Regions from separate parts of the Homo sapiens genome. Here region 2 is linked to region 1. A link is an interaction called in ENCODE POLR2A ChIA-PET data of the cell type or tissue named here. Cell type or tissue: GM12878. All regions are shown on one strand. Links, peaks and the distances in the headings refer to the core of each region. The heading gives the core; the rest is flanking DNA.

The links. ChIA-PET counts read pairs that join two places held together with the same protein. Peaks named below come from ENCODE experiments on the same cell type or tissue, not always from the same donor. Only the 100,000 strongest peaks of a DNase experiment are listed, where the experiment ranks them.
Region 2: POLR2A ChIA-PET joins it to region 1 with 5 read pairs; 3 of 35 experiments call an interaction of 5 or more read pairs at or near these places.

What each region holds. Positions count from the first base shown.
Region 1 is chr15:59,236,169-59,240,571 of GRCh38, forward strand. It overlaps MYO1E (myosin IE), which reads right to left. Exons shown (of 28, transcript NM_004998.4): 5 at 417-504. Among named protein-coding and RNA genes, the nearest start is that of LDHAL6B, 32 kb to the left of the region's middle. In GM12878, for the core only: no CTCF peak of the experiment used is centred there; DNase peaks (open chromatin) are centred at 1,233 and 1,873; H3K4me3 peaks cover 1,371 bases; H3K27ac peaks cover 2,452 bases.
Region 2 is chr15:59,051,249-59,055,651 of GRCh38, forward strand. It overlaps RNF111 (ring finger protein 111), which reads left to right. Exons shown (of 14, transcript NM_017610.8): 3 at 1,057-1,183. Among named protein-coding and RNA genes, the nearest start is that of CCNB2, 52 kb to the right of the region's middle. In GM12878, for the core only: no CTCF peak of the experiment used is centred there; no DNase peak of the experiment used is centred there.

The sequences.
Region 1 (4,403 bases), core at 307-4,306:
CCCGTCTCTACTAAAAATACAAAAATTAGCTGGGCATGGTGGGGCACACCTGTAATCCCAGCTACTCAGGAGGCTGAGGCAGGAGAATCTCTTGAACCCGGGAGGCAGAGGTTGTGGTGAGCCGAGATCGCGCCACTGCACTACTCCAGCCTGGGCAACAGAGCAAGACTCTGTCTCAAAAAAGAAAAAAAAAAAATATATACACACACACACACACACACACACACACACACACACACACACACACACACAAACACACATACATATGCTATTCCTTTCCATTCCAGATTTCAAGTTTCACAGTTATAGAAGAACCAGTGTCTTTTCTGTGGAAGAAAAATTCTTTTCTAACAGCAAATGGAGCCTCTTACATTTCCCATAACATAAGGTATCATAATGGGCCACTGCCCACTCACCTGGACTTTGGTCCCTCCTCCAGACACTCTGGAGATGTAGCTCATGATATATTTGGCAGCCACTGTTTTTCCAGCACCACTTTCACCACTAAAGAAAGACAGACAAAGAATCCACCTGAGAAGTGGATTGCGACCAGCTCCCTTCCTTGTCTCCCCCATCACACAAAACAAACAAACAAACAAAAAAACAAAAAAAACAGGCAGAAAAGAATTTTTTTTTTTAAGTACAATACCAGTAGAGAAAGGCAAGTTACAGCAGGATTAGGTCGCCCATGTGACCCGTGTGAGCCGGATTAACATGGTGTGGATAATTACCACTGTGCACACCACTGACCATTAAGCATTTTACATGCCCAATAATGGGGGATATGATTAGGAAAATTATGGAGTATCACAAGGGTGGAATTCTACATAAATTACAACTGACATGAAGACTGTAAACACAGGAAACAAGCAAATGAAATCATGTTAAGTGAAATAAGTCATTCAAGTTATATACAAAACATGATTACAATTTTTTTTTCTTAAAAAAAAGACTGGAACTACCACAAAATATTAACAAAGGCTTTGGTCAAGCCAGAGACTAGAGAAACTTGTTTTAATTCATTAGTTTTCAAACATTTTATAATGCATATGCTATTTTTGTAATTTAAAAAAAGAAAAGAAAAAGTGGGCACTCTGAGGTTTCAAACCATGTGCCTTGAATTGATGCAAGCTTCCTTATTTTAGAAGTTCTAAAATTAAACCTTGAAGCAATATTAATCACATCCGGAGTAACAAAGGCCACCTTCCGCTGGGTAGCCTTCCTGCATGGGGAGAGCCTTTTGTTAATAATATATAGTCTGCTCTTCAAAATCCCCATTCTTCCTACAAAATCCCCCTGAATTGATAATGACCTCAATTCAAAACATGCTTAAGTCAGTCAGATTTTTCATCTTTCTATTGGTACCCTTTGTGTTACCAGGATAGAATTAAAGAACCCCATATCATATAAAATGATGGTGGGAGTTAGTATGAAAAATGCAGACTGCTACAAGTTCATAGGACAATATTTTTGTTCGCGCTTCGCGATAAAAAATTTTAGGGCGCAGAGCAAATGTTCTTCTATGAATATCCAGCCCAAATTAATTGTTATCGATTGCTGAGTTACTCAAGGAAAGAGAAAACATTTGCTTGGGGAACAACCAAGCAAGGTGACACTCCTATTCCCAAAAGGAAACTGAAATTTGAAATAATTTTACATTTCAAAACAAAACAAAAGAAACAAATGAACAGAGAATTGAGCTGGCCATATAGCGAAACTCAGAACTTTGCTGAATTTCCTTGAACTAATAATACGGTTTTAAAGAAATTATGGGGAGGCGGGAACCATCCTCTGTTCAGAGCTCATGACCTGCAAAAGTCTGAACCCACCTATGCAAGTCACTCACCATCCTAGTGCTATGCTCCTGGCTTCCTGGTCACATGAATAAGAAAACCAAACTGAAATTTCGTAAGCTACAGTAGCAAGTAGAAAACCAGCAAGCCTGGGACGAGGTGTCACACTCTTCCAGAGGACATGCTTACTCACAGGCAGCAACTAGGTCGGGCAAATTCAACTCCATGGGGAAATTATCTTTTCAAATGGTTGACATACTCAGATGATGTATTTACTAGATCCAGGGTCAACACACACACTCTCTCATTGGAATTACACGGTTTGGCAACAATGAAACTCCATTTTAGAAGTTGTAAACAATGTAAACATTCAAGAATATTGGAAAGTCCAAGCTTACAATGGCACAACCACCCAATATAATACTGCACAGGCATTTGAAGTACTTACAAAGAGTATGTAGCAACATAAAGATAATGCAGCCTAAGTTAAGTGGTAATGTGAATAGAAGATACTATATTTATAACAAGTTTACAACTATGTGAAAATAATGTATGGGCAAAAACAAATTGACAAGGAAAAAGAAATATTCCTTACTTGTTAGGAGGCTGGTATAGGAATGGTTTTTTTGAAATGGAGTCTCACTTTGTCACCCAGGCTGGAGTGCAGTGGCACAATCTTGGCTCACTGCAATCTCTACCTCCTAGGTTCAAATGATTCTCCTGCCTCAGCCTCCCAAGTATCTGGGATTACAGGTGTGCACCACCATGCCTAGCTAATTTTTTAATTTTTAGTAGAGACGGGGTTTCACCATGTTAGCCAGACTGGTCCCAACTCCTGACCCCAGGTGATCCGCCTGCCTTGGCCTCCCAAAGTGCTGGGATTACAGGTGTGAGCCACGACACCTGGCTCTTTTTCCTTTTCATGTGCTTTCTCATAATTTTCTATTTTTTTTAGATTTTTATGCCGGGTACAATGGCTCGTGCCTGTAATCCTAGCACTTTGGGAGGCCAAGGTGGACGGATCATTTGAGGTCAGGAGTTCGAGACCAGCCTGGCCAACATGGTGAATCCCCGTCTCTACTAAAAATACAAAAACTAGCTGGGCGTGATGGCAGGTGCCTGTAATCCCAGCTACTCAGGAGGCTGAGGCAGGAGAATCTCTTGAACCCGGGAGGCAGAGGTTGCATTGAGCCAAGATTGTGCCACTGCACTCCATCCTGGGCAACAAGAATGAAACTGTGTCAAAAAATATATATATATATATTTTTTTTATTTTTTAAAATTTGTGTATTTCAGATTTTTTAAAACAGCTTTTCCAGAGAAAAGGGAGGGATCACACCTCACAATAATCACCACTGATCAATTTCATTACATTATTATTATTCAACTTCCTACATATCACCATAAGTATGTATATTTTCCTTAAGTTTACACTGTCACATTTAAACTTTACTAGAACAAGCTGGGAAAGAGAGAGAGAGCAAGCGTGAGCAAACCCTATAAGAATTATAAAATAATATATATAAAGGGGAATTTATTAAATTTAAAAAAGAATTATAAAAGGACAGTAATCCCAGTAATCCTCCCACTGTGTCTTTGGTTAATACTGTATTCAGACATGAAATATTTTGTCTCTTTTGTTGGAAACAAAAGCAAGTAATAATAATGGAAAGTAGCTCTTTTAATATATCAAAATAAGTATACCAGTTCCAAAAATAGGATATCTGCATTCTCAGCAACTATGATCTTTTCCAGCAGACTTAAAATAATTAGTTCTCACTAAACATTGATCGGAATTTTCATTACTTGGTTTCAATTTACAGACACTTAAGAAGAATTTTTATTGATCAGAGGCTGGTGAGTTGGTCAAAATATGGTACAATAATGGAATGTTACAGAATGACTTGAAACCTACAGTATATGCAACCATAATTATGCTGGCCTGTTTGGGATGAGAACATATTGTTTCTTCTCCGGCACTAAAACCCAAGTTAAAAGAAAGTGAAGGTCTTAGACAAAATAATATATCCCAAATTATTTACTTTGCATCTCACAGCAGTTATTGTACAGCAATTTGCTTTGTTTACGCTTCCAGGCAGCCCGTCCTAATTTAATTGACTTATAAAATGGACACACACACACAAATACTCTAGAAATTAGGAAAATATCCCAGTGGTTCCCAAATCTGGCAGTCTATCAGAATCGTCAGAGTACTTTTTAATTGCCCATGTCTGGGCCCGTCTTCTGACCTGCTGGATCCCAGTCTCCAGGGACAGAGTCTAGGAATAGGAATTTCTAACAAACTCCCTAGTTCTTGTATAGCCAGCTGGGAACAAGCCAAGCAATTTTAAATCAAAGTCATAACAGACTTTATAGGAAATATTAATTCAAATAGGAAGTATTGTAGAGTGTGTGTCTGTGTGTGGGGGGGGTCTGTGTACTAACTATAGAAATGGAAACATACGGTAAAATATCAACGAAATGGAAAGAATGTTCTGGGGAAAAAAAGCCATTTACAATGGTATAATCCAAGGACCATAATTATTTTTCTGAGAAAGGTTATTCCTCACTTAAAAGTCAATAGTATTTTCTATTCACTTCAACTTATTC
Region 2 (4,403 bases), core at 67-4,066, 190 kb before region 1:
CGCGACCATCCTGGCTAACACAGTGAAACCCCGTCTCTACTAAAAATAAACAAAAAAAAATTAGCTGGGCCTGGTGGCAGGTGCCTGTAGTTCTAGCTACTCGGGAGGCTGAGGCAGGAGAACAGTGTGAACCCAGGAGGCGGAGCTTGCAGTGAGCAGAGATGGCGCCACTGCACTCCAGACTGGGCGATTGAGCGAGACTCTGTCTCAAAAAAAAAAAGGAAAAAAAAAAAAAGACAAATTTTGGCTGGGTGCAGTGGCTCACGCCTATAATCCCAGCACTTTGGGAGGCTGAGGGAGCCAGATCACTTAAGGTTAGAATTTCAAGACAAGCCTGGGCAACATGGTGAAACCCCATCTCTACTAAAAAATTAGCCTGGTGTGGTGGTGCATGCCTGTAGTCCCAGCTACTTGAGAGGCTGAGGCATGAGAATCACTTGAACCCAGGAGGCAGAGGAGGTTGCAGTAAGCCGAGATCATCCCACTGCACTCCAGCCTGGGCAACAGAGTGAGAAACTGTCTCAATAAATAAATAAATAAATAAATAAATAAATAAATGAATAAATAAACAAATGACAAATTTCATAACATAAAACTAAAAAGCTACAGTGTTTTTTTAAAAGAATATATCACCTAAATGAAAACAACCTTGGAAAAAACATAAAGCTATTGTAATTACTTTGAGCTATTAAAGGGTTAATATCTTATATAGTAGAATATCTTATACAAGATCTATAATATACTACAGATATTACAGGATAAATATCTATATAAGATCTTACAAATCATGTAGAAACCACTGAACATCTGTAATGAATACAACAAATCCATAGAAGAGGAAGTAAACATGCAAAGAAGTGTAGATTAAAACAGTGATTACCATTTTTACTGTGTGTGTTTTTTGTTCCTTGTGTATTTTTTTAAAAAACCTTTTTGACAGATAAGATTTTTATTTTTGCAATGAATTTCATGGTCTTCAAAGTCAAAATAAAAATTTCTGCCTAACGATTAGCTGACAGGAAGATGCCTTTAAATGTTTTTTCTTTTTGTTTCCAGGAAGTATTGATGAAGATGTTGTGGTGATAGAAGCTTCCTCCACTCCCCAGGTTACTGCCAATGAAGAAATTAATGTTACCTCAACTGACAGTGAAGTGGAGATTGTAACAGTTGGAGAAAGCTATCGGTGAGATTTTAATTCTTAGTTAAATGTTTGAAATATTAAATATAAATATTAAACATATTTGTGCTGCAGATATTTGCATTCTTTTTATTTATTTATTTTTGAGACCCAGTTTGAGTATGCATATATCAGATTAGTGGATTTTTTTTTTTTTTTTTTTTTTGGTAAGAGATAGAATATTGCTATGTTACCCAGGCTGGACTTCTACCCCTTGGCTCAAGTGATTCTCCTGTCTCATTCTCCATAGTAGCTAGGACTGTAGGCACATGTCACTAAGCCTGTCTAGATTTGTCCTTTTCAAAGCAGGCTGCATTAAACTCACCTGGAGAGATAATAAAATAAAGCTATATTGTTGCCCAGACTCTTTCCCATACTTGAACTAGAATTTTAGAGGTTAGTCTTTTTAAAAGCACCCCAAGTATACAATGAGAGTTAAGAGTTAATGCTCTGAATAAACAATAATTTTACTTAGTGTTTTATAAAATTGTGTTTTTTAATGATATGGAGAATTGATCTGCTTTGAAATTTAGATGTGAATAATACATAAATATTGGGGATGGTACCAAATTAAAAATGAAAAAATATTAAGGGGTATTGATGTTGAAATAGCCCTTTCTGTTAGAATCTACTTGTTTCAATATGTTACTCATTGATACCAGTGAAACTTGTGCTGTTACTGTGTTAGGGCACCCTAATTCAAAACATATGTTTTGATTCTTTTTCCTTCACTCAGTAATTTTATCGGTGCTCTGAACTAACACATTAATGAAACATCCTTATCTGTTTTTATAAATAACTGGAAAAGACATTGCCCTATTGCGGAATCACTTTGACTCTCCCTCCAAAATATCAACTCCTAACATTGCATTCATCTTATACTTTAGATGATTATAAGTATTGGTAATAATAGCAATAAAGAGTTGCTTTGTTACATTTGATACACCCAACTAATAATCTAACGGATGAATCTTAATTTTTGTGTTGGAACGAATTTAGAAGTGCATTTGCTTATTGCATGTTAATATGTTACTGATTTTAAAAGTATATATTCATATTTCTGACATCTGTTACAAACACTTAGAACATGCTTTTCCACTTGCCATTTTAGCATCGAAGTGCTACTTCTAAAGGCATGGAAGTGAGCATTCTATAACATATACTTGTTTGTTTTAATTTTATATTATTTTCCCCAACTCTGAGTAAAACTGAAAACCAGTGTTATGTACCACACCTATCCTCTGACCGTGCATAGTGCTTGGTACAACATTGACTCAATTTTTATGAGCTGTAAGGACTACTGAAATTACAGACCTATTTTTCCTTGTAGGACTAGAGATCTTGTTTTGGACATGGTTGATGTCAAGCAGATGCATTTACCTGAGTTAATAGGCAGTGATCTTGAAAAAGACCCACAGTGTACATGACCCATTGTTATATCTCTTATTGTTATTAAGAGATATTAATTTTGTTACTGTTTAGCTGGCTTTTTGCCCTTTAGTTTATTTTACTTAATTATTTATTTTTTGAGACAGAGTCTCCCTCTGTCACCCAGGCTGGAGGGCAGTGGCGCCATCTTGGCTCACCGCAGCCTCCATCTCCTGGGTTCAAGCAATCCTCCTCCCTCAGCCTTGTGAGTAGCTGGGATTACAGGCATGAGCCACCACACCTGGCTAATTTTTTTTGTATTTTTAGTAGAGACGGGGTTTCAGCATATTAGCCAGGCTGGTCTCGAACTCCTGACCTTGTGATCCACCCGCCTCGGCCTCCCAAAGTGCTAGGATTACAGGCGTGAGCCACCACGCCTGGCCTGGCCCTTTCATTTAAGAGAGTATTTCTTTGTTTTAGAGTCTTTTGTGTCAGGATTTGACAGTTGCTACTAATCATAGTGGCCACTAATACCTCCTTGAGACTTCCTCATACATTCATGTTTTTTTGCAGTTGCTCCATCTAGTACAATATGATGCTTTCACAAAAGTACTGCAAAGTGGACCTATAACTTCCTTCAGCTATTAACAGCTTCCCAGAGATAATAGACTACTCAGTCTCATCATAGACTCTTGATTTTTCAAGAATTTTAAATGGTGGTATCTTTCCTCATACAAAACCATTTTATCCCAAGACATGGCTATCTTGGCTCAAGCTATACCACAACTGTTTCTGATATGTACTATCCTATGTTGACAGTGGCTCGGTAATTAACTTTATACTCCTTCTTAAGAATTTTATTTTAGAATTTGAACTTTTTAAACTCTGGGTTCTATAATCGTTGAAGTTCAAGTTGGGCTGAAAATGTTGAGGCCATTTTCAGCCCACTTTGACCTTTGGAGTTCTCTTCTTAGTGGTTAAGCACCCACCCCCAATGACCTTTTATATTACAGATATTTTCTGTAAATGCTGACAATAAGGTTATAAGCAGTTTTATATTTAGTTTGAACAGGAGAAAGCCCTTGTGTTTTATTGGCCTCACCTTTCTAAAAGATTTATTTTTTTATCCTGGAGCCTTAGGACTGCATATTCTACATATTATCCCTGTATGTCCTTAGTCCAAATCATTATAGTGAGTCCTTCAAAGTATATACACCTGTAAGTAAATTTAGAACAGTGTAATGCCACACACATACTTAAATGAAGTTAGATGTTTAGGGTTCACAGTCACGTGTTTTAGAAGCATAAACTAGCTCACGCAAGTAATATTTCTTAGGGCTACCAAACTAGTAAACTAGCCACAATGTCCTTACCTCTACACATCAGGAAATCTCCCTGGTGCCTGTTTATTTTTTTTGTTTTGTTTTCTTTTATGGCAATACTAGAAGCTTAGCTTGGTTTAGGACTCCCAAAGGAATGTTTTGCAAATCTATCCTGAGCTAAACATACAAGACCTTGTGGATATTATTAAATGTGTAGGGTGTTATTTTTATTCCTTTACCTATGGTGAGTAATTTTAGCTATTAACAGAAAATGTAAATAGTTTATTATAACCTGGGTAAATTCTCAAAAGTAACCATGGAAGAGAGAGTAGCATTCTTGAAACAGAATCCTGTATTTTACACTAATGATTGGTACAACATAGTATTTCTTATATTCTTAGGTCAATTAGTTTACCGAGTGCCAGTCATGATTTTTAATTACGATTATTTCTTTGGAGAAATCTTGTATGAAAAACTTAACATTTAGTAAGAAAGGCTTATGGGTTTTTGTGGTGACTAAAAATTCTTTATTTATA